Linked DNA regions of Homo sapiens: region 1 is linked to region 2. A link is an interaction called in ENCODE POLR2A ChIA-PET data of the cell type or tissue named here. Cell type or tissue: HepG2. All regions are shown on one strand. Each heading gives the region's core, and the rest is flanking DNA. Links, peaks and the distances in the headings are about the cores only.

Region 1 (11,197 bases), core at 3,465-8,464, 60 kb after region 2:
TATTACTTATAGCTGAGAAAATTGTAGTCATATAATGGAAACTTCTTTGGCTACCAGTCCTAGAAATTACATTTTTATGCATCTTCTCATTTCCTCTTACTATAAAAAAAGGCAGAGAGAGCCTGTCTTACAGCCTGTGATTTGGATTTTATCCTGTTTCACACTAACAGTTATCACTTCTTTCATGTGTATACACAAATACTCGCTACCAAATTGAATTATCCTCAATATCTAAACAAGTTTAAGTGTTTCTTACCTTAAAAGTAATAAGAAAAATTTTTTGAAAGTTGAACCTTTCCTTGATCCCATATCTTTTTCTATCCTTAGTCAAATTTTTCTTTATCCATTCAGACAAACTTCCTATAAAGCATTCTTAACCTTGGTGTCTCTGTGCTTTCACTGTGTTCTTCATTGTCCAATATAGTTTCCACTTCCATTCTTCATACAGACCGCTCTTTCTTTGGGCACTTCTGATCTCAATGGCACAAATAAGGGGCATTTCCAATAACCATTTTATGTAGTATTTGGCCAGTATTGGGTTCCTGACATCTCTTCTCCTTTAGATACTCTTTTATTAATAAGCTTTTGTGATGCCATGTACTTCCATTTTCCTTTTGTAGTTCTATATACTTAAATATATTTTTTTCATTTCCCTCTGTCCTCATTGTAGCCTCATCTTCCTCAATCTTATCAGAGTTGAAAGTATAGGGCAAAGAGAGTGAAAGATTGAGGACACATCTTGTGGAACTACAATGTTTAAGGTTCACATGGTAGAATTCAATTTTATGTGATGATGTTTTATATATATGCACATATATGTAATGTGTATATACACACAGATGTATATAGTCTTGTTATCATTTGTTGAATGTCTACTTTGTGATAGACAGTATTTGAGCTTTAAGGACACAAAGTTAACTACAGTTCCTAAATTGGAGGTCACACCTTGTCATAACAGATAAAGATACATGTGCTTTACTGGTACTCATAGGGTTGGATCTGCAGTGTCATTCTATCTTTGTGTGTGTTACAGATGCCTATTTTATTCGTTACTGAAATTTGGGCATAAATATTTAGAAATAGGTTTTGATTTGGGCACATTTGTTCTTTGAAGGCAGATGTGTGATTTATTCTGAACGTTAGCAAAATTTAATGTTTAAATATTAAAATAAAAAACATGAATTTAAGGAGGTTTATAGGAATAAAATACTAGTTTATTCATGTTTTTCCAAACTGGGATTGGGGGGTTAGGTTTTTAGTGGAGGGAGAAGGGAATGGAAGAAATATAATTTTAGTACATGTGTCTTTTATGGCTATTTTCTGCTCATAAAAGTGGTGCCACTTAACATAGCATGCTTACTGTGTGGCAGGAGATGTGCTAAATGTTTTATGTGCATTATCTCATTTAATCTTCCCTATAAACTTTCCTTTATAGAAGAAGAAATTGAAGTTTTCATTTTACATAAGTTAAAGTTACAGTTAAAGGGTACGAACTAGGCCAGGTGTGGTGGCTCATGCCTGTAATCCCAGCAGTTTGGGAGGCTGAGGCAGGCAGATCACTTGAGGCTAGGAGTTCGAGACCAGCCTAGCCAACATGTTAAAACCCCGTCTCTACAAAAATACAAAAATTAGCCAGGCGTGGTGGCATGTGCCTATAATTCCAACTACTGGGGAGGCTGAAGCACGAGAATTGTTTGAACCTGGGAGGCAGAGGTTAGGGTGAGCCCAGATCATGCCACTGCACTCCAGCCTGTGTGACAGACCAAGAATCTGTCTCATTAAAAAAAAGAAAAAGAATATGAGTTAAATATATATCTGACTTTGGAGCCTGGGCTCTTAACACTATGATATATTGAAAGAATATTAAGGGGAAATTTTTTTCAGATTTTTCTAGTATCTGTAATATCTTGTATTACATATTGCATATATTAATTAATCATTTCACATATACCATTCAGTCTTCACAAGAAACCCGTGATGTACGGAAAGGCAGTATTGTCAAGATGAGACTACAGAGACCCGAGTTAAATATTAATAACTTGCTTGGGTTACACGTGATAGTAGATCCCAGGCTTCCAAACACCCAGTTCAGCTTTCCATTATAGGAGACACTTCCTGTGGATTCATTCAGTTTGCTAGAGGAAAAAGTTGTCCTTGTTCTCTAGGGTTTCCCATCTCCCCCAAGTTTAATTCAACTTTATTTCACTTATTTAGTTAATAATCCAGGACTGTTGCTGGAGTAGCAAAAATTTGATTAGAATCATCACCTTCAGTGTTTCAGGTAATGGAGTGGAGTAAAAATGGCTTAGAAAGCAGAGCCTGTTCATTCTGCTCCCAGGCTGGCCTCCTGGAAGGTTTAAAGTTGACATCTGGTATGGCTTTCATTGCTCTCTTCTTCTGGGAAGCCTGGTTGACTGCTTGACATCAAGCATTAGATCTGACCTGAGCATTAGCCCAAGCACGCTTTGCGTAATTAAGCTATTGAGATTTGTTTTCCCTGACAGGACAGAAGAGCCCTACAAGGTGAGGGCTCTGTTGAAGTGATAAAGCTGATTAGATCTTTAGCAGTAAAGGAATCTGATCTTAGAAATTTCTTCTAGCTCTCGTTAATGAGGCAAAGACAACATTTAGCAGGGAAAATGAGGTCACTAAAAAGAGGAACTTTTTTTTTTTTTAAATAAAGAACCAATTATTTTGCCTCCTTTTAAATCAAGGCCTCAATTTATTGTCCTGAGTAAAGCTCAATTTAAATGAACACATATGAAACTTTTTCTCAGGGGTGTAGTAATCTTGTTTAAAGTACAAGAAGTTAAACAACTCAAGAAAGTGAAGCTAAGATAGACCTAGAAATTAAAATAATTTAATGAATACTGACAACAAAACTGAAATAACCAACAATGATGTGTATTTATTCATTAGAATGTCATTGTTTTCAAAAAAATGATTTTTAAAAACTTTTTTTCTGTAACTTCTCTTTCCTTAAACCACAAACAAGCAAATAAAACTTATTTTCCTAGGATACATTTATACAGACTTCAGGTATTACACTGTTGACAATCACACCTTTTAGTTTAGATAGCACCTTTCTATATGCTGCTATTTAATCCTTAGAAAACTTTTTTTGAAAGCTGTATTATATTCATATTATGGGGTTAAGACTTAGCTCTAAAAGTTTCAAATCTCAAATTTATGTGAATCCTCAAGAATTTGTAAACAAGAGGGCTTGGAGTATAATACAGGGTTTTTTTCACCCCTGAGAAAGTGGTCTGTACCAGAGTTGTCTCAAGTTATACATTATTTAAAGTTTTTAATACTATTTTCTATTTCTTGCTAAGCCCTTGTTCCAGTATTTACAAAATGACATGGGAATTATGTTCCCACCAAATACATTTATGTGAAATGTAAATCATATGCACACACATATTGCACACCCTCCTGTGTTCATAGATGGCCACCCTTCCATCATGAAGCATTCTGCTTACCACAAAGACCCCATCCTCCATCTCACTTTCAGCTTATTCCAGTAAAATCAATTGTCACAAAGGGTAAACTTGGAGTAGAAAAGAAGTAATGCAGGTAGTTTATGATTGGGACAGATGGAAGGGAGATGAGCCATCCATTCCAGCGGCTTACCTTATCTCATTGTTATTGACTTTGAGGTGGTTGTAGTGTGAGAATGGAAAGGGTTTAATGGAACCATGCTGCCATCTTGTCAATATAATGTCTAGTCAGTGTGCTAGTTAAAATGAAATTCATTTTTTAAATTTAAAATTTACTTAACATTTTAGACTTTTAAAGGAAATTTAAACTCTAAAGTCTACTTAAATGAAATACTCTGTGTCTTCTTTTTCTTGAGAAGCAATGTAGTAAAGTTTTCAAAAGCAACCTAGAGGCAGGATGACTCAGGCCATTCCCGGCTTCACCACTTGTTAGCTTTTGTGCCTTGGTTCAATTACTTTTCTTTAAAATGAACATGAAAATAATACCTACCTCGTGTGATTGTAATGAGGATTAAATCAATTTATGTGTGTGTATGTGTGTGACTGTAGCTTGGGACAGTCTACTTTATATAGTAAGTGCTTGACAAATGTAACTTATTATCAGCCCAGTCAATCAAACTTCTCCTCCTCCACCAGAGTAAAAATGTCCTGGCAGAGTTTACCAAATACCTAAGAGCTAACCCCAAGTGATGCTTATTAGTTTCAGTTTCTCTTGACCTCTTTCTTATGTTAGATATTATTTGCCTTTACCTAGGTCTTTTTGGAAAACTCAGCCTCCCAAATTTTCAAGTTGTTGTTCTATTTCTGCAGAACTGCACCAAGCTTTCACAGTTTTCACCTCCTCCTGCTAGAGGTTTTCACCTCCTCCTACTAGAGGTTTTCAGTCTGTACTAAGCTAGAACCATAGCCTGATCTCAGAATTGGCAGATACTCCCATGGGAAAGAATAAAATGGCTGGAGATTATTAGATAACATCAGAGACGCTCTCACCTTCTAAAATGTGTGTGCATCTAGATGCCACTGTTTACACACGTATCTGAAATCTTTAAATTATTGTTATTGTAATATGCCTGGCCTTTCCTAATCCTTTTATTAGGAGTGTTGACCTGCTTGAAACCTCCTGGTACCACCACCCTTTCTTTCTTAACCATTCGATGTTGGCTTTATATCCGCTGGTGGCCTTTTCAGTCTTGACTTTCATTTCCAGTAGTTTTCTTCTCTTATTTATCTTCTTATGCCATCTTACTCACCAATCACTTTAACTTTCAAATTAGTCGCTTATTCCCTTCCATGGAGTTATCTGATATCCTTCGTCAGATAACTTCGAAATTTATACCTTTATTTTACCCTGATAATCTTCTCTTCCAAATCTATCTATCTAGTTATTACTTAAGCATTTTCCACTGTGTGTTATCATAGGCAAATCAAATTTGAAATGTTCAAAACATACTTCATTATTTTCTCCCTCAATTTGTTTCCTTTTCTGTATCACTAGTCCTGAGAAGGAATCCTGACAGCATCATTCACCTAGTAGTCTAAGCCAGAAATCATTGAGTTGTCCTATATTTCACAACTGAGTCAGTAAGTTCTACCTTCTCTGCTTCCTTAGTATTATTTTTATCTTTCCTTTTTCTTCTCATCTCACCATTCCCACTACTTCTAGCATATTGACTTATTTTTTCTCTCCATATCATCTTTCACTTTATAGCCAAATATGTTTCTATTAGACCAATTTGATTATATTCTATTCTTACTTTAAACATCAACTTTCATTACATTTTAAAAAATGCTTTGCAAATACTCCAAAATAATGTATGTATCCCCATGAATAAAGGAATCAAATACAACATTGAAGAGCTGAATGCTAAATCTGTTTTCTCTTGAAAGTCACAGCACACATTATTATTGTTATTTTTTTTTAGAGTCAGGGTCTTGCTCTGTCGCTCAGGCTGGAGTGCGGTGGTGTCATCCTACCTCACTGCAGCCTTGAACTCCTGGGTTCAAGCAATTCTCCCACCTTAGTCTCTTAGTCTGTGAAGTAGCTGATACTATAGGCATGTGTCACCACACCCAGCTAATCTTTTTCTTTTCTTTTCTTTTCTTTTTTTTTTTTTTTTTTTTTTTTTAGCGACAGGCTCTCACTGTGTTCCCTAGGCTGGTCTTGAACTTCTGGGCTCAAGTACTCCTCCTGCCTCAGCCTCCCAAAGTGTTAGGATTATAGGTGTGAGTTACCGCACCCAGCCACAGCACACATTAAAAGAAAGGCCATATCAAGCTTTGCTATTGACTATAACTACAAAACTGTAAAATGAGCTTATATTTAAATCTAGAAACTTTTTTTTTCTTAACATTCTTGGATATAAAACTATTGAGTGCTGTACTCCTGACCTCACCCTCATGGTATTTAAGGCCTTCCATGCCTATGTCTCTAATCTCATCTCTTCCCTTTTGAGCCTTTGTAGCCATAGAGATTATATTTATTTAGTTTTCCAAACATGCCATCCCAATCTTTTTCATTGTATTTGTTCCTTTGGCCTGGAACATCAATAATCTGTTGGTTGACACTCATCCTTGAAAATTCAGCTGTTTAAAACTCAGATTATCTTACTAATGTGTTCAGTGGTTCACATACTGCTTGGCACATAGTAGGTGCTCCATGTATGTTAAGTAAACAACAAAAATGGAAAAAATCAATATGCGAAAGTTTACCTTTAAAGAGATTTTCTATGTCTGCCTATATATTGCCTATTCAGGATATATAACAATACTTGGTAATAACTGCTTAAAAAATTTAAGCTGCTTAACCTCTGTAACGTAATTTTTCTTCAAATTTTATATTTTGATTTGTTTACCTGTACAAGAGTTAGGAAATTACTTACATTATAAGGTTAAATTTTTAATTCTTACTGAACAAAAATTAGATTTACTTTTGCATATATTTAGCTATTCCCCTCCACTGTAGAAATTCCTTGAAAACTATTGTTGTAAATATTTTCTGTTTCTTTTTGACAGGTAATATTTGAAGCTGAAGTCTCAGGAGGGAGAAGTGGTTATATTGCCATTGATGACATCCAAGTACTGAGTTATCCTTGTGGTAGGTTGTGATTAAGAATTGTATTTTTCTATGTCCTTTCCACACTTGCCTTATATTGGCAGTGACTATTGATTGTTTATCACTTGGTTTTTGCTGTCTCTCTTGTTATTGTTAGTCCTAGCCTTCTATTGAGTTTTAAAAGGAAACTGATATCTTTCTAGAGTTTTTGAATCAAATATTTTTCAAACTTGTAACTAATTGTATACCTATTAGGAGATTCTTTTAAATTATTTCATTACTGAGAACAAAATATACATGCAAAGGCAGCTGTTAGTAGGACTTGTTCATTTTTTTGGCATCATTAAATTGTCTAGAAAAACAGAGAAGAATAGCAAATCAGAGTTCAACAGAAAGGAAAATATAAAGAAGCCTCATGAAGTTATTTGATCTGAGTTGAGGGCTGGGGTGAAATGAAGAGAAATAATTAGTTCACCTTATTCCAAATTTAGGACTACTTTTTTTCTCCTCTGTCATAATAAATGTCTGGCTAACTCATGAGGTCAGGAGTTTGAGACCAGTCTGGCCAAAATGGTGAAACCCTATCTCTACTTACAAAAAAAAAAAAAAAAAAATTAGCCAGGCGTGGTGGTGCACACCTGTAATCCCAGCTACTCAGGAGGCTGAGGCAGGACAATCACTTGAACCTGGGAGGTGGAGGTTGCACTGAGCTGAGATTGCACCACTGCACTCCAGCCTGGGCAACCACAGCAAGACTCCGTCTCAAAAAAAAAAAAAAAAAGAAAGCAAACAAAACAAGAAACTCGGTTTATTAATACACAGTTTTGTTATGCCCTTAGAGGCACATTGATTGGTTTTCAGATGGTGTACCTAAATTTGTGTTTACATCACAGTCCATGAAAAACAATTACTGCATGCATTCAGTAGAGCCAGGCAAAAAACAGCTGGCATAAATTCAGACTTTGCCTATATTTCCCAAAAGCAGCATTTTATAGGGCCCGTGAATTCTGGGTTATCTGTTCAGCAATCCTCCCTGAGAAGCATCTATAACACATTGTAAGCAGCAGGCTGGGGCCTCTTGTGAGGGCCAAGACCTGTGCTCCTGCTGAGTGGTTGTCAAACTCTAGTGTGCTTCGGAATCACCTACAGCTGTGGTAAATCACAGATTGCTTGGCTCTTCCCCTGGTTCTGATTGAATAGGTCTGGGGTGGGGCCTGACAATTTGCATTTCTGATTCCAGTGCAGCTGATGTTGCTGGTCTAGAGTTCGTAAATTGAGAACTGCTGCTTTAGTTCATGTTCTAACTCAAGAATTCCTTATTTTAAATCTCTTCCTGAGAGGTAAGTCACTAGAGAAAGATGTAGCCAGTAAGGGTCAGATTATATATACCACGTGGTGGTTGGTAAATTCTAAGAAAAGAGAGAACAAAATCATCTCATTTAAAGTTCAAGCTGCCTTACTAAGTTCTTTCAATCTGTAGTTTAAGAGAGCTGTGTTTTTATCTACTGTTTATTTTTCACTTCTTGAATGATAGGTGTTAAGGAAAGGCTTTCATAAGTGCACAGAAAATGGTGGATTGAGCACAACAGCAGTTTTAGGGTGATACGGCCCTCCATGAACTTTTCTTTTTACTCATGAGCCTTAGCTTTTGCTGTTTATATAAATTTCCTTTCAATGGGAAACATGGATGAGGCTTCAGTTTTAAAAGGTAGTTTCAGAGGATACTTGTCAGTCATAAATCTTACTTATATTTTGACTGCAGTCATTATTTTTGTTAGTCTAATATGGGTATTTATTTTGGATTACTATACTATGGTTATAATGGAATAGAAAAAAAGTTTACCAGTTTAGCTGGTGTTCTTTTTCTGAGAAGCAAAAATATTCCCTTGTTCTTTGAAGTGCTGTAGAGGGTTATAACTATTGATGTTTTTTTTAAAAAAAGATCTAACTGCTTAAAATGTAGCCTAATAAGTTCAATGGCCGTGTCACTGCCAGTAGTTTAGAAATCATTATATGTTTTCATTATATCTTTATATTAGGTTCTGATTTCATGTCAATTTAATCTCTTTTGGTTGCTTTGACTTGTAAGTTTGTAACTGTTTTATTATCATCCATATACAACATGCTATGGCAGCAGTTCAGCAGCAATTGTTGAGTGCTCACTCTGTAGAGAACAATACTCCAGCAATTATGGAACAGTAAGTAATAGAGCTATTGAGAAAAAGAGAACTATGAGAGTCACAGAGGAAATGGTGTCTTCCGGCACAAAAAAAGCCCCTCAGTTTTCTTCTTTCTGATGTTAGTCTTGGCCAAAGGTAAAAACACTAATGATAATATTCAGCTGGAGAAAAGTAACATGGCATATTTTCTTCATGTGAAAACAAATACATTTTTTTTTCCCTTCCTTCACAGATAAATCTCCTCATTTCCTCCGTCTAGGGGATGTAGAGGTGAATGCAGGGCAAAACGCTACATTTCAGTGCATTGCCACAGGGAGAGATGCTGTGCATAACAAGTTATGGCTCCAGGTAAGGCCAAGTTGGCAGCTGAGCTAAAGAGTATACTTTATGTTTTAAAAACATTGCAACAGGACTGTTTGTTGTCTCATCCTTTTGAGTGTGTGTGTGTGTGCGTGTGCACACGCATGTAGTGGGACAGGCTGTCTGCGTGAGTTTAATTACAGATTCATGTTAGAGATTTCCTTTTCTGAAATAAAACACATGAGCAAATAATTAATAAGTATTTTTGTTAGGATCTGGTGAAACACAATTCTCTCTGTTATATTCAAACTGCAAAAAATTCTGTAGATCCATTTGAAATATGAATAAGAATGATATTTTTTCTTATTTAATAATATTTTTAAAACTGAATTTACAAGAGTTAAGTAGGAGCTGTCATACTCTGATAAATTCTTTAAAGTATTTTAAGAAACCCTTGGGAATATTTCAGGAAGTATGAATTGGAAGAGAGCCAATTAAATTTTTGAGTTTGAGGGTTAATCACAGATCTGAGGTGAAGACATTTGCCTTTCACATATTACTTCCTTAATACATTTGTATTTAATTATGATTTAACATACATGTTGGGGAACTGTAAATGGTGCATATAAACAGATTTAAAAGAATCTGAGATAAAACTATAGACTAAGAAATATGCCTTGCCTTCAGAGAATTTATAGAAAGTCTATCTGTCAGTGCTAGGGTGCTAGGGGCTGGGAGGAGCTGAGAGCAGCTCTAAAGCCAGGAAGCTGGACCTAAAACAGATGGCTATTGAGCGAAGTATTTGAAGCTAGATGATGTGTAAGTAATAATATTCTCTGAGCACCTCTATTATTATTTTTTAGGTTCTCTGCATCAGAATGAGGAAAGAGATTTAATAAGTTGTGAATTTTAAATTCATGAGAATGCCAATAGAGACCAAAAAAAAAAAAAAAAAAACAAGATGAGTTTAATTTCTTCAACATAGGCATCATGATTTTTTTTTTACTACATCCTTTAGATAGGTGAAAGTAGTGTTGGGGATAACTATTAGTTTGCAGGTGGTTGTAATAAAGGTTATAATAAATGAATATTGAAATAATACCTTGTATAATGACTGATATGCTGGGTGTTATATTTGTGTTATTTCATCAAGTTCTTCCAGCATTCCAATTGGAGGTTACAACAGGTGTACTTCATATTAATCTAATTATTACTACTTTTATAGCTTATTTGATTTTCAAGTGTCAGGATACCATATTTTGTGTCCAAATATGAAAAGGAGATGAGGGTCCCTTTTTTCTGTGATTATGGTAATTTCTCCTACAGAGATTGAAAAATAGGATAATTTTTCCTGGAAAGCATGTTGTATAATGTGCAACCTGTTTTATCAAATAAATGTCAAGTCAGTTTTCTTATTTCTCTTCCTATGCCTAAATAATAGTTTAAAAATGATTTTAGATATATGTTCTAATCGTTTTGCTAGTGATTTTTTCATTTAGATGGGAACATTAGCTGGCATTTGGCTTTAGTTGTGAGCTATATAGTCTTTTCTTGGAGATCTAGAGGCTCTGTAGGTCTGCCCTTGGTTTTATGCCTCAGGATTTAATGTGACATTGAAATAAAAAGGGTTTTGTATCCTCAGTCACCAGCTGCCTTGTGGCAACAAAGACTTTCTGGACCCTGCTGGTCTGAGTGGGTGGTAGTCCCAATACTGCTCATTTTTTTTTTTTGTTTGCTTTCTATTTTGTAGATAGTCCATTTCATGATGGTTTTAAAAAATGTTCCTCCTGCCATTTTTGTAGCAAAGATGAGAGGTAAAATATTCTATGAAACTTCTATGTTGCTTTCTCCCCTACCTCACCTCTTTTTTTTTTCTTTTCTTTTTTTTTTTTTTTTTGGCGTTTGCTACAGAATGGTGAATTTATGTATTTCTCTTCCACTTTGACATGGACATTGCCTCATTCTTCAGTAGTGTGCATATTCACCTTAATTTATTCAAAAGCTATTTTACCTTTTTCAATAACACCACATCAATTACCTTAACTTATTCACTTACATCAGTCTTCCCCATCTACAAGAAATATTGAAATCTATTAATTACTAAGGGTGTTTTCAAATTAAAATAAAAACTTTTATTATGAAATTATTTAAAAATGAACCAGATA
Region 2 (11,197 bases), core at 2,401-7,400:
ATTTTTTTTTCCCAGTCAATATCCAGGTTTATGTAGTGGTAATCATTTTTTTCAGTGTTGTATAGCATTCTATTTTTGAATAAGCTGAAATTGATTATTCAGTCATTTGTCTATGGATAGTTGGGTTGTTTTCTGGTTTTCTAGTGGTAATATTTTTAAAAATGTTGTTATGAGCATTCATGTACATGTGTATGATATTGCTAAGTAGTGATATTGCTAAGTCATGTGGTTTATGTATTCAACTTGTTGACTCTAAGCTGTTCACCAAAATGACTGAACAATTGGCATTCCAGCTGGCAGTATGCATTTCTATTGATGCATATGCTGAGTAACCCTTGGTATTTATTTGCACATTTTCAGATTATTTTTCCTATTAGGTAAAGATAATATTGTGGTCCAAATTTGAATTTTTCTGACTACCATTGAGGTTGAGCATGTTTTCAAATATCTGATATTTGTGTTTCTTTCCCTTTCATGTTTTCATTTGTGTCTTTTGCTCAGTTATCTATTGGTTTATCTGTTTCTTATCAATTGGGAAGCCTTCTTTTCTGGTCTAGATAGTAATCATTTGACAATAATACATGCTTGTCTTGGCTTGGGTTTATTTTTTCAGTTTCTTATAGTTCTTTGGACAAAAAGCCTTAATTTTAATATTGATTTTTTTTTGATTTTTTTTTTTTTTACTTTACAAATAAAAAAGGAATGACTTTGTTAAGAAGCTCTTCCCAGCACTGAGGTTATTTAATTCTATATTTCTTCTAAAAATTTTATGATTTGCCTTTCCAATTTAAATATTTGATGACTTTGGGTTTGATTTTATATACAGCATAAAGTAGGATATTTATGATACTCTTCCTTAGTGCTGGATTCATGCATATACATTTTTTTCTGTGTTTTTTTCTTTGTTTCTCTGTGTTTGTCTTGTATGTGTGTGTCTATGTGTGTGTGTGTGTATGTATATATCCATATATATATATATATATTTTTTTTTCTTCTGAGCTCTGAGCCTTCTATCTGCCTGCTAGAAATTTCCATGTTGATGTACATCACCTTAAACTAATTATATCTAAAATGGAACCAGTTTCTCACACTTTCTTACTCCCCCTACATCTAACTGGCATCTAGATCCTTTAAACATGTCCTTTGAAATGAGTTTTTATCTGATAGTTTTTATTCCTACTACCACCCTATTTCATGCCATGTGACCTGAACCTCAGACCTCCGAAATGTTTCAAGTATACCTCTTGAATTTCTGTTTTCCCCACACAGATCATGTGCAGCTGACACCATATTAGTATTAATTTTTCTAAAGTATAAATTTTGATTCTCTTAATTTTTTTTCTTTTGAGACAAAATATCACTCTGTTGCCCAGGCTGGAATGCAGTGCTGTGGTCATAGCTCACTGCAGTCTCTAACTCCTGAGCTCAAGTGATCCTCCCTGCCTCAGCCTCCCGAGTGGCTGGGACTACAGGCACATGCCACCACACCCGGCTAATTTTTAAATTTTTTTTTTCAGAGATGCTGTCTGCCTATGTTGACCAAGCTAGCCTTGAACTCCTGGCCTCAAGCTACTCTGGCTTCAACCTCCTGAAATGTTGGGGTTACATGCATGAGCCACCATACCTTGCCGATTCTCTCGAATGAAAGTAACATTATTAATTCCTCTTTGTCATAGTAAAGTGGCTGGTCCCTAAGGCTCTCTCTGTTTCTTGTCTAGCCCCAGTTCTGTTTTATAACATCTGTCTTCTAACTTAGTTTCTCTTTAAATTATCTTGCATTTTTGTTTTCACTTATTAGCTCATTCCATTGTATCCATTGCTCCACTAACTGGCAAATAGAAATCCAATCCATTCTATCATTCTTTTGGCATTCATGATTCACTGAGCTATAACCTTCTTGAATGTTTTTGTTGAAATAAAGGTACAGATTCTTATATTTTCCTTTATTCCCTGGTATGGTTAGGCTCTGTGTCACCACCCAATTCTCATCTTGAATCGTAATCCCCATAATCTCCATGTGCCAAGGGCAGAACAGGTGAAGATAACTGAATCATGGGGATGGTTTCCCCCACGCTGTTCTTGTGATAGTGAGTGAGTTCTCAGGAGATCTGATGGTTTTATAAGAGGCTTCCCCCTTCACTCTGTCCTGCCACCCTGTGAAGAAGATATCTGCTTCGCCTTTGCCTTCTGCCATGATTGTAAATTACCCAGTCTCACGTATTTCTTCATAGCTGTGTTAGAACAAACTAATGCATTCCCTATAGCATCCATCATAATAGCTAGCATATAACACATAATTAATAAATACTGAGGGATTGATTAGTAGAAGGATACTGGTCTTATTCTATGAAATTGTATTTGGGTTCTTCTGGGTGAAATTCTTTTAATAACAATTCATTTGTGTAGTTAAAGTTTAAAGGATGCTATTAATTTTATTATGGCAAAAATGAAACATTTGAGTTTTACTTAGAATAATTGACAGAATCTGTATTTTTCTGAAGATCCAATTTTCAACCTGCATGGATAGCCTTTCTTTCCTAAATTACTTGTTTTTTAAATGTTAACTATAAATGTTTCATTTCTATTTGTTTTCTTGATTTCTTTTCTTTTTGTGTGTTTCTTGACTTTCTCAGCCAGAGAAAAGTAATGCTACCATAGCAATAATACATTTAGATTCTAGTAGACTTGTTTTCTTACATTTCTGTTTTATATAAACAAGGCGAGTCATAGTGAAAGTACCTAGACTAACTATTCAAGCCTGATATGTTTATGGACTCTTTGTGGAAAAAAGGAAACTTTAAATCCTCTAAGCTACTAAAGATGTAGAAGGATAATCCAGTATTATTTGGTGATTCATGTAAAGAAGAAAAATAAAAGAAGGAGAAAAATCTGGTTGAAGCCACCTCTATTAGTCAACTTTATTTCAGATATTAATTAGTCTGCACTAAAATGACAGTGATAAGCCAATAAAATGATGACTTTGAAACGGGAATTCTTCAAAAATCTAGTAAAAAGAGTATCGACTCTTTCTTGTCTTCTTTTTCAAACTTACTGTTTAGCTCATCTTTATAGCATTCAAGAAAAGAATACTTGAGTAGAATAAAGAGCTATTTTTATCTTCAGAAAAAAAATTATTTAAGAAATATGGAAGTAACAAAATAGGCATGCCAGAGAACTGCCATTTGCCACTGCTTTTTGAGCAGCACGGTGGTATATGATCCATTTCTTAAACTGCCATGGTGAGTTAGAGTGCCTTGTTTCTCACAAGTTTTGTTTTATTAAAAAAATAGTTTCTTGTCTTCTTCTCTCTTCTAGGTTTTATCAGTTTGTTAACTGTCTTCCTAGCTGGACTAGGGAGCATGTGCTGATTGTATGTGAAAATGAACTCCTTGGGAATTTAGCGTTCTACTGAATTCTCTTGAACAAATAAATCTGGAGATGCTTTTCTTTGTGCAAAGTTGCATTTCTTTAAACAGGTAATCATCGTTATTAAACTTAGCAATTGGTAGAGTTATATATGTTTTAATTTCAAGGGCTTTAATGATTATTTTCTCTAACAACCAGATTTTAGAGACTCATAAGAAGCCACTTGATTTGCACATATCACACACAGAAAGGGTTCTTAGTGAGCCTTTCCATTCAACTACTTTCAAAAAAACTTAAATGTTTTATGCATTTTACAAATAACTTTTTCTCTTAAAGTCCAACCAAAGGGGTGTTTTGTGTATTTTTATCCTTTACATCCATTGAAATTACCTGTTCTGTATGATATAATGAAACATGGGTACTTATTTAAGCTAAAATATAGTTGCTAAAGTTGGGCCTCCCTGATGTTAAATGCTACCCCCTTCAGTAGTGACATTAATTAAAGAAAACTTGTTAATTTGTGAGTTATTCTAAAATACTTTCTCTCATAAAGAAGCTATGTTTCTCCTTCTAACTAGTATACTTAGGTTTTGCTTGGCAAGACTATGTGGAAAGAGGTCTTATGTCACCCCAGCTTAGCAGTGAAGAGCAGAAGGCACTACTGTGCCTCTCTTGGTCTTTTTAGGTAAACCACAGGCAAAATATGGAGCACATTTCAGAATAATGTTAATGCTCCAAAATTGCATAAGTCCTGGGCTCCAAAATTGCATAAGTCGTGGGGCTGTGACACAACCATCTTCCATGATTGTGTTTCAGTCTGACTGCAGTGTTGCTTTTGTCTTCGTAGGGTAAACTCTGTTGTTTCAACAGGTATCTAGACTTCAAATAATTGTTAAATGAGTGTTGTAATTGAAATAATCAGCCCTTGGAACTGCAATCATTATGAAAATTGTATGCTCTTTAAATTCTATGTAAAAATAGATTGTTTTAAAGAAAAAAAATTCATTTTAAAAACAGAAATGTGCTTGAACAACTTATTTTAATGGAATAAAGTTAAGCAACGAATCTTCATTCCACAGCTTTAACAAGTCTTCCAGCTTAAGGTAATCAACTACAGCAGATATTATTTTAAGATATTGAGGTAGCAAAGAGTCCTATCTACTTAGAGAATGTATGATTTATAATAGAATACCATGCACTAATATTGAACAGCATCAACCCATATGAAATCATTTTATTACAAATATAACCTAGGCAGTAGCATGGAAGAGAACTGATGAGAAATATAGTAGGAGTAATACACTAACGGATATGATCTCCAAATGTTTATTCTCTGTCTTACTTCTCACCTATGGGGCCGCTTTCACTCCCTAAGGGCTTCTCATAGACTGACAAAGACCTCAGCTCCTTAATGCAATGCCAGTAATACGGATTCATAGGAAAACTTCCCAGTGAATCTAGGGGGTAGAGTTTAGTGGAACAAAAAAGGGCGACCAGCTTTGGAAGCTGTAGTTAGGAATGGGGAGACAATAGGCAGAACTGGAGTTAGCCTGCAGATTTAGCGACTGTAGGTCAGAGATGGGGATGCAAAACCTGAAATACTGGTGATGCAGATTGAGTGAAGTCAGTTGATTTCAGAAATGCCTTGGAGATGTAACTGATAGGAGTAGAAGGTTATTGGCATGTGAGTTTAGGGAAGGAAGGCGGACATGTTGCCTGGTTTTCTAATTGTACAAGCGTAGTGAATCGTGATGCCATTTTTTGATACATAAGTTATTTGAGAGGAGGCAGATTATGAGTGTGTATGTTTTGTGTTTGTGTGTGTGTGTATGTGTACACTGTGAGTTGTGGGGTTGAAGATGCTGGTTTAGGTGACTGTGGGCCAGCCATGTGCCATTGGCTCAAAGTTTGAATATTTAAGGGTTAGGAGAAAGATCCTAACTAAGGAGCCGTTAGCATAAAGATACTGACAGAAGTGAGAAGGAGCTAAGCTAGTATTGCCCTGGAAGAATAAACAGAGTATGAAAAGGGTTCATGAATACCAACATTTATGATAGTCTATAGAAGAGCCAGAAAATTGAGCCTGCAAAAGGGGCCAGAGAAGCAACATATAACGAGTTAAGTACAAACCACAATATTGAGTAACAGGAAATTTAAAGGAAGAGAATGTTTCAAGAAAGGAACAGGTAAGACTGACAAATCTTACAGAAATCTCAAAGAAGTTAAAATTTAAAAGATTTATTGACTTTAGCCTAGAAGACTGGTTTTAACTTCTTCCAAATGCATGTTTTGAGTAAATAAACAGAGCAATGGAAGTATGGATAGTTCTGACGCACATGATATTCTGTTTCTTTCCTGGCTTTTTTTTTTTTTTTTTTTTTTTTTTGGAATTGAGTCTTCCTCTGTCGCCCAGGCTGGAGTGCAGTGGTGCGATCTTGGCTCACTGCAAGCTCCGCCTCCTGGGTTCACACCATTCTTATGCCGCAGCCTCCCTAGTAGCTGGGACTACAGGCGCCCGCCACCACACCCAGCTAATTTTGTTTTTGTATTTTTAGTAGAGACGGGGTTTCACCATGTTAGGCAGGATGGTCTCCATCTCCTGACCTCGTGATCCGCCCACCCCGGCCTCCCAAAGTGTTGAGATTACAGGCGTGAGCCACCTCACCCGGCCCGTTTCCTGGCTTTTTATGAAAATGATGTGTTCTTCTGGTTTGTCTTTGGTTAGCTTTTTTGTTTCTTTATTTGTAATTTAGTCTCGGGAACTTAAGATAAAGTTATCTGTATTATCTGCTATTCTTAACAGAAGGCCAATTTTTGAATGTGCTACAAAATAATCTACCTAAAGCAGGCAAGACAATATAAATCATTTTATTTTTGCTTATATAGATCCAGAACATAAATCCCTGAGATAATATCCTCATCCTAAAAGGAAGAGTAAAGTAATATAGCCTTCCAGCTTGGAAGAAAGGCAGTCTAGTTATCAAATAATATATGATCAATGATGATCTCCAACTCTAAAGTAAACTCAAACAGTGTGTATATTCAGATGAATTAAAACCATATATTCATTTAGTATATGTGATAAGTAGATGTGCATTTATAGAATTACTTTCTTCTGAAAAGGCAAAAAGACTCTTTTTATAATGTAAATAAATTAATGTTATTTTAAAAATGAAGATACTATATGCCTGAAGTTTTAATGTACTTTTAAAAATTGGATCAGAGTGTGAAATCAAATGTTAGTGATTAATATTATTATTATTATCGTAACTAATAATATTAATGCATGTGCTTAACAGTTCTCTCAGCTTCTTAAATGTTAAATTTTAAAGCAAATAACAAGTACAATGCAAAATTTACCAACACACCAATGTGATACATACTTTTACCTATTATTTTTTTTTAAAAGAGAGTATTGAAAAATTATCATTTTGGTTTAAGCATTTGAGCAAACAAAATAAAATTTCTGATTTTAAGATTTAAAATAATGTATGAGTAAAAACATTATTTTGGGAAAAATGAATTGTATTAAAAGAAATGCTGAAATTTTTTACAGTTGGACAAATTGCTATATTTTTGTGGCTTTATTAAAAATAGAAATAGTGATATCCACCCTCCATTAGGGGAAACATTCACTTGTTTATTCAAGAAATATTTTTCAAGTGTCTTCTTCATGCCAGGCACTATTTTCAGTACTTAAAATGTAACAATGGGTCAAAGAAACAAGTCTTGACTCTGAAAAAGCTCTCCTGTTGGGGAAGGTGGTTACAAACAATGAACAGCTAACATTATAAGTAAGACTAGATGGTAGTACAGTTATGGGAAAGAAGATAGAGCAGTGTGGTGGGGGTGGGGTGTGTATGTTGAAATCTGGGAGGTAAGGACATATTGTAATTTTTTTTAAATTTTATTTTATTATTATACTTTAAGTTTTAGGGTACATGTGCACAATGTGCAGGTTAGTTACATATGTATACATGTGCCATGCTGGTGTGCTGCACCCATTAACTTGTCATTTAGCATTAGTTATATCTCCTAAAGCTATCCGTCCCCCCTCCCCCCACCCCACAACAGTCCCCATACTGTGATGTTCCCCTTCCTGTGTCCGTGTGTTCTCATTGTTCAGTTCCCACCTATGAGTGAGAATATGCAGTGTTTGGTTTTTTGTTCTTGCGATAGTTTACTGAGAATGATGATTTCCAATTTCATCCATGTCCCTACAAAGGACATGAACTCATCATTTTTTATGGCTGCATAGTATATGTGCCACATTTTCTTAATCCAGTCTATCATTGTTGGACATTTGGGTTGGATCCAAGTCTTTGCTATTGTGAATAATGCCGCAATAAACATACGTGTGTATGTGTCTTTATAGCAGCATGATTTATAGTCCTTTGGGTATATACCCAGTAATGGGATGGCTGGGTCAAATGGTATTTCTAGTTCTAGATCCCTGAGGAATCCCCCCACTGACTTCCACAGGGGTTGAACTAGTTTACAGTCCCACCAAGAGTGTAAAAGTGTTCGTACTTCTCCATATCCTCTCCAGCACCTGTTGTTTCCTGATTTTTTAATGATTGCCATTCTAACTGGTGTGAGATGGTATCTCATTGTGGTTTTGATTTGCATTCCTCTGTTGGCCCGTGATGGTGAGCATTTTTTCACGTGTTTTTGGCTGCATAAATGTCTTCTTTTGAGAAGTGTCTGTTCATGTCCTTTGCCCACTTTTTGTTGGGGTTGTTTGTTTTTTTCTTGTAAATTTGTTTGAGTTCATTGTAGATTCTGGATATTAGCCCTTTGTCAGATGAGTAGGTTGCGAAAATTTTCTCCCATTTTGTAGGTTGCCTGTTCACTCTGATGGTAGTTTCTTTTGCTGTGCAGAGGCTCTTTAGTTTAATTAGATCCCATTTGTCAATTTTGGGTTTTGTTGCCATTGCTTTTGGTGTTTTAGACATGAAGTCCTTTCCCATGCCTATGTCCTGAATGGTAATGCCTAGGTTTTCTTCTGGGGTTTTTATGGTTTTAGGTCTAACGTTTAAGTCTTTAATCCATCTTGAATTAATGTTTGTATAAGGTGTAAGGAAGGGATCCAGTTTCAGCTTTCTACATAAGGCTAGCCAGTTTTCCCAGCACCATTTATTAAATAGGGAATCCTTTCCGCATTGCTTGTTTTTCTCAGGTTTGTCAAAGATCAGATAGTTGTAGATATGCGGCATTATTTCTGAGGGCTCTGTTCTGTTCCATTGATCTATATCTCTGTTTTGGTACCAGTACCATGCTGTTTTGGTTACTGTAGCCTTGTAGTATAGTTTGAAGTCAGGTAGCATGATGCCTCCAGCTTTGTTCTTTTGGCTTAGGATTGACTTGGCAGTGCGGGCTCTTTTTTGATTCCATATGAACTTTAAAGTAGTTTTTTCCAATTCTGTGAAGAAAGTCATTGGTAGCTTGATGGGGGATGGCATTGAATCTATAAATTACCTTGGGCAGTATGGCCATTTTCATGATATTGATTCTTCCTACCCATGAGCATGGAATGTTCTTCCATTTGTTTGTATCCTCTTTTATTTCCTTGAGCAGTGGTTTGTAGTTCTCCTTGAAGATATCCTTCACGTCCCTTGTAAGTTGGATTCCTAGGTATTTTATTCTCTTTGAAGCAATTGTGATTGGGAGTTCACTCATGATTTGGCTCTCTGTTTGTCTGTTATTGGTGTATAAGAATGCTTGTGATTTTTGCACATTGATTTTGTATCCTGAGACTTCGCTGAAGTTGCTTATCAGCTTGAGGAGATTTTGGGCTGAGACAGTGGGGTTTTCTAGGTATACAATCATGTCGTCTGCAAACAGGGACAATTTGACTTCCTCTTTTCCTAATTGAATACCCTTTATTTCCTTCTCCTGCCTAATTGCCCTGACCAGAACTTCCAACACTATGTTGAATAGGAGTGGTGAGAGAGGGCATCCCTGTCTTGTGCCAGTTTTCAAAGGAAATGCTTCCAGTTTTTGCCCATTCAGTATGATATTGGCTGTGGGTTTGTCATAGATAGCTCTTATTATTTTGAGATACGTCCCATCAATACCTAATTTATTGAGAGTTTTTAGCATGAAGGGTTATTGAATTTTGTCAACGGCCTTTTCTGCATCTATTGAGATAATCATGTGGTTTTTGTCTTTTGTTCTGTTTATATGCTGGATTACATTTATTGATTTGTGTATATTGAACCAGCCTTGCATCCCAGGGATGAAGCCCACTTGATCATAGTGGATAAGCTTTTTGATGTGCTGCTGGATTCGGTTTGCCAGTATTTTATTGAGGATTTTTGCATCAATGTTCATCAAGGATATTGGTCTTTTTTGGTTGTGTCTCTGCCCGGCTTTGGTATCAGGATGATGCTGGCCTCATAAAATGAGCTACAGAGGATTCCCTCTTTTTCTATTGATTGGAATAGTTTCAGAAGGAATGGTACCAGTTCCTCCTTGTACCTTTGGTAGAATTCGGCTGTGAATCCATCTGGTCCTGGACTCTTTTTGGTTGGTAAGCTATTGATTATTGCCACAATTTCAGAGCCTGTTATTGGTCTATTCAGAGAGTCAACTTCTTCCTGTTTTAGTCTTTGGAGAGTGTGTGTCAAGGAATTTATACGTTTCTTCTAGATTTTCTAGTTTATTTGCTTAGAGGTGTTTGTAGTATTCTCTGATGGTAGTTTGTATTTCTGTGGGATCGATAAAGAGGTGATATCCCCTTTATCATTTTTTATTGCATCTATATGATTCTTCTCTCTTTTCTTCTTTATTTGTCTTGCTAGCAGTCTATCAATTTTGTTGATCCTTTCAAAAAACCAGCTCCTGGATTCATTAATTTTTTGAAGGGCTTTTTATGTCTCTACTTCCTTCAGTTCTGCTCTGATTTTAGTTATTTCTTGCCTTCCGCTAGCTTTTGAATGTGTTTGCTCTTGCTTCTCTAGTTCTTTTAATTGTGATGTTAGGGTGTCAATTTTGGATCTTTCCTGCTTTCTCTTGTGGGCATTTAGTGCTATAAATTTCCCTCTACACACTGCTTTGAATGTGTCCCAGAGATTCTGGTATGCTGTGTCTTTGTTCTCATTGGTTTCAAAGAACATCTTTATTTCTGCCTTCATTTTGTTATGTACCCAGTAGTCATTCAGGAGCAGGTTGTTCAGTTTCCATGTAGTTGAGCGATTTTAAGTGAGTTTCTTAATGCTGAGTTCTAGTTTGATTGCACTGTGGTCTGAGAGACAGTTTGTTATAATTTCTGATCTTTTACATTTGCTGAGGAGAGCTTTACTTCCAACTATGTGGTCAATTTTGGAATAGATGTGGTGTGGTGCTGAAAAAAATGTATATTCTGTTGATTTGGGGTGGAGAGATCTGTAGATGTCTGTTAGGTCTGCCTAGTGCAGAGCTGAGTTCAATTCCTGGGTATCCTTGTTAACTTTCCGTCTCATTGATCTGTCTAATGTTGACAGTGGGGTGTTAAAGTCTCCCATTATTATTGTGTGGGAGTCTAAGTCTCTTTGTAGGTCACTCAGGACTTGCTTTATGAATCTGGGTGCTCCTGTGTTGGGTGCATATATATTTAGGATAGTTAGCTCTTCTTGTTGAATTGATCCCTTTACCATTATGTAATGGCCTTCTTTGTCTCTTTTGATCTTTGTTGGTTTAAAGTCTGTTTTATCCGAGACTAGGATTGCAACCCCTGCCTTTTTTTGTTTTCCATTTGCTTGGTAGATCTTCCTCCATCCTTTTATTTTGAGCCTATGTGTGTCTCTGCACGTGAGATGGGTTTCCTGAATACAGCACACTGATGGGTCTT

Evidence for each region. ChIA-PET counts read pairs that join two places held together with the same protein. Peaks named below come from ENCODE experiments on the same cell type or tissue, not always from the same donor. Only the 100,000 strongest peaks of a DNase experiment are listed, where the experiment ranks them.
Region 1: POLR2A ChIA-PET joins it to region 2 with 5 read pairs; 3 of 35 experiments call an interaction of 5 or more read pairs at or near these places.

What each region holds. Positions count from the first base shown.
Region 1 is chr6:128,237,918-128,249,114 of GRCh38, reverse strand. It overlaps PTPRK (protein tyrosine phosphatase receptor type K), which reads left to right. Exons shown (of 30, transcript NM_002844.4): 4 at 6,513-6,594; 5 at 8,965-9,080. Among named protein-coding and RNA genes, the nearest start is that of PTPRK-AS1, 220 kb to the right of the region's middle. RefSeq lists a silencer at 8,657-8,951. In HepG2, for the core only: no CTCF peak of the experiment used is centred there; a DNase peak (open chromatin) is centred at 5,944.
Region 2 is chr6:128,296,947-128,308,143 of GRCh38, reverse strand. All of the region lies in intron 3 of PTPRK (protein tyrosine phosphatase receptor type K), which reads left to right. Among named protein-coding and RNA genes, the nearest start is that of PTPRK, 220 kb to the left of the region's middle. In HepG2, for the core only: no CTCF peak of the experiment used is centred there; no DNase peak of the experiment used is centred there.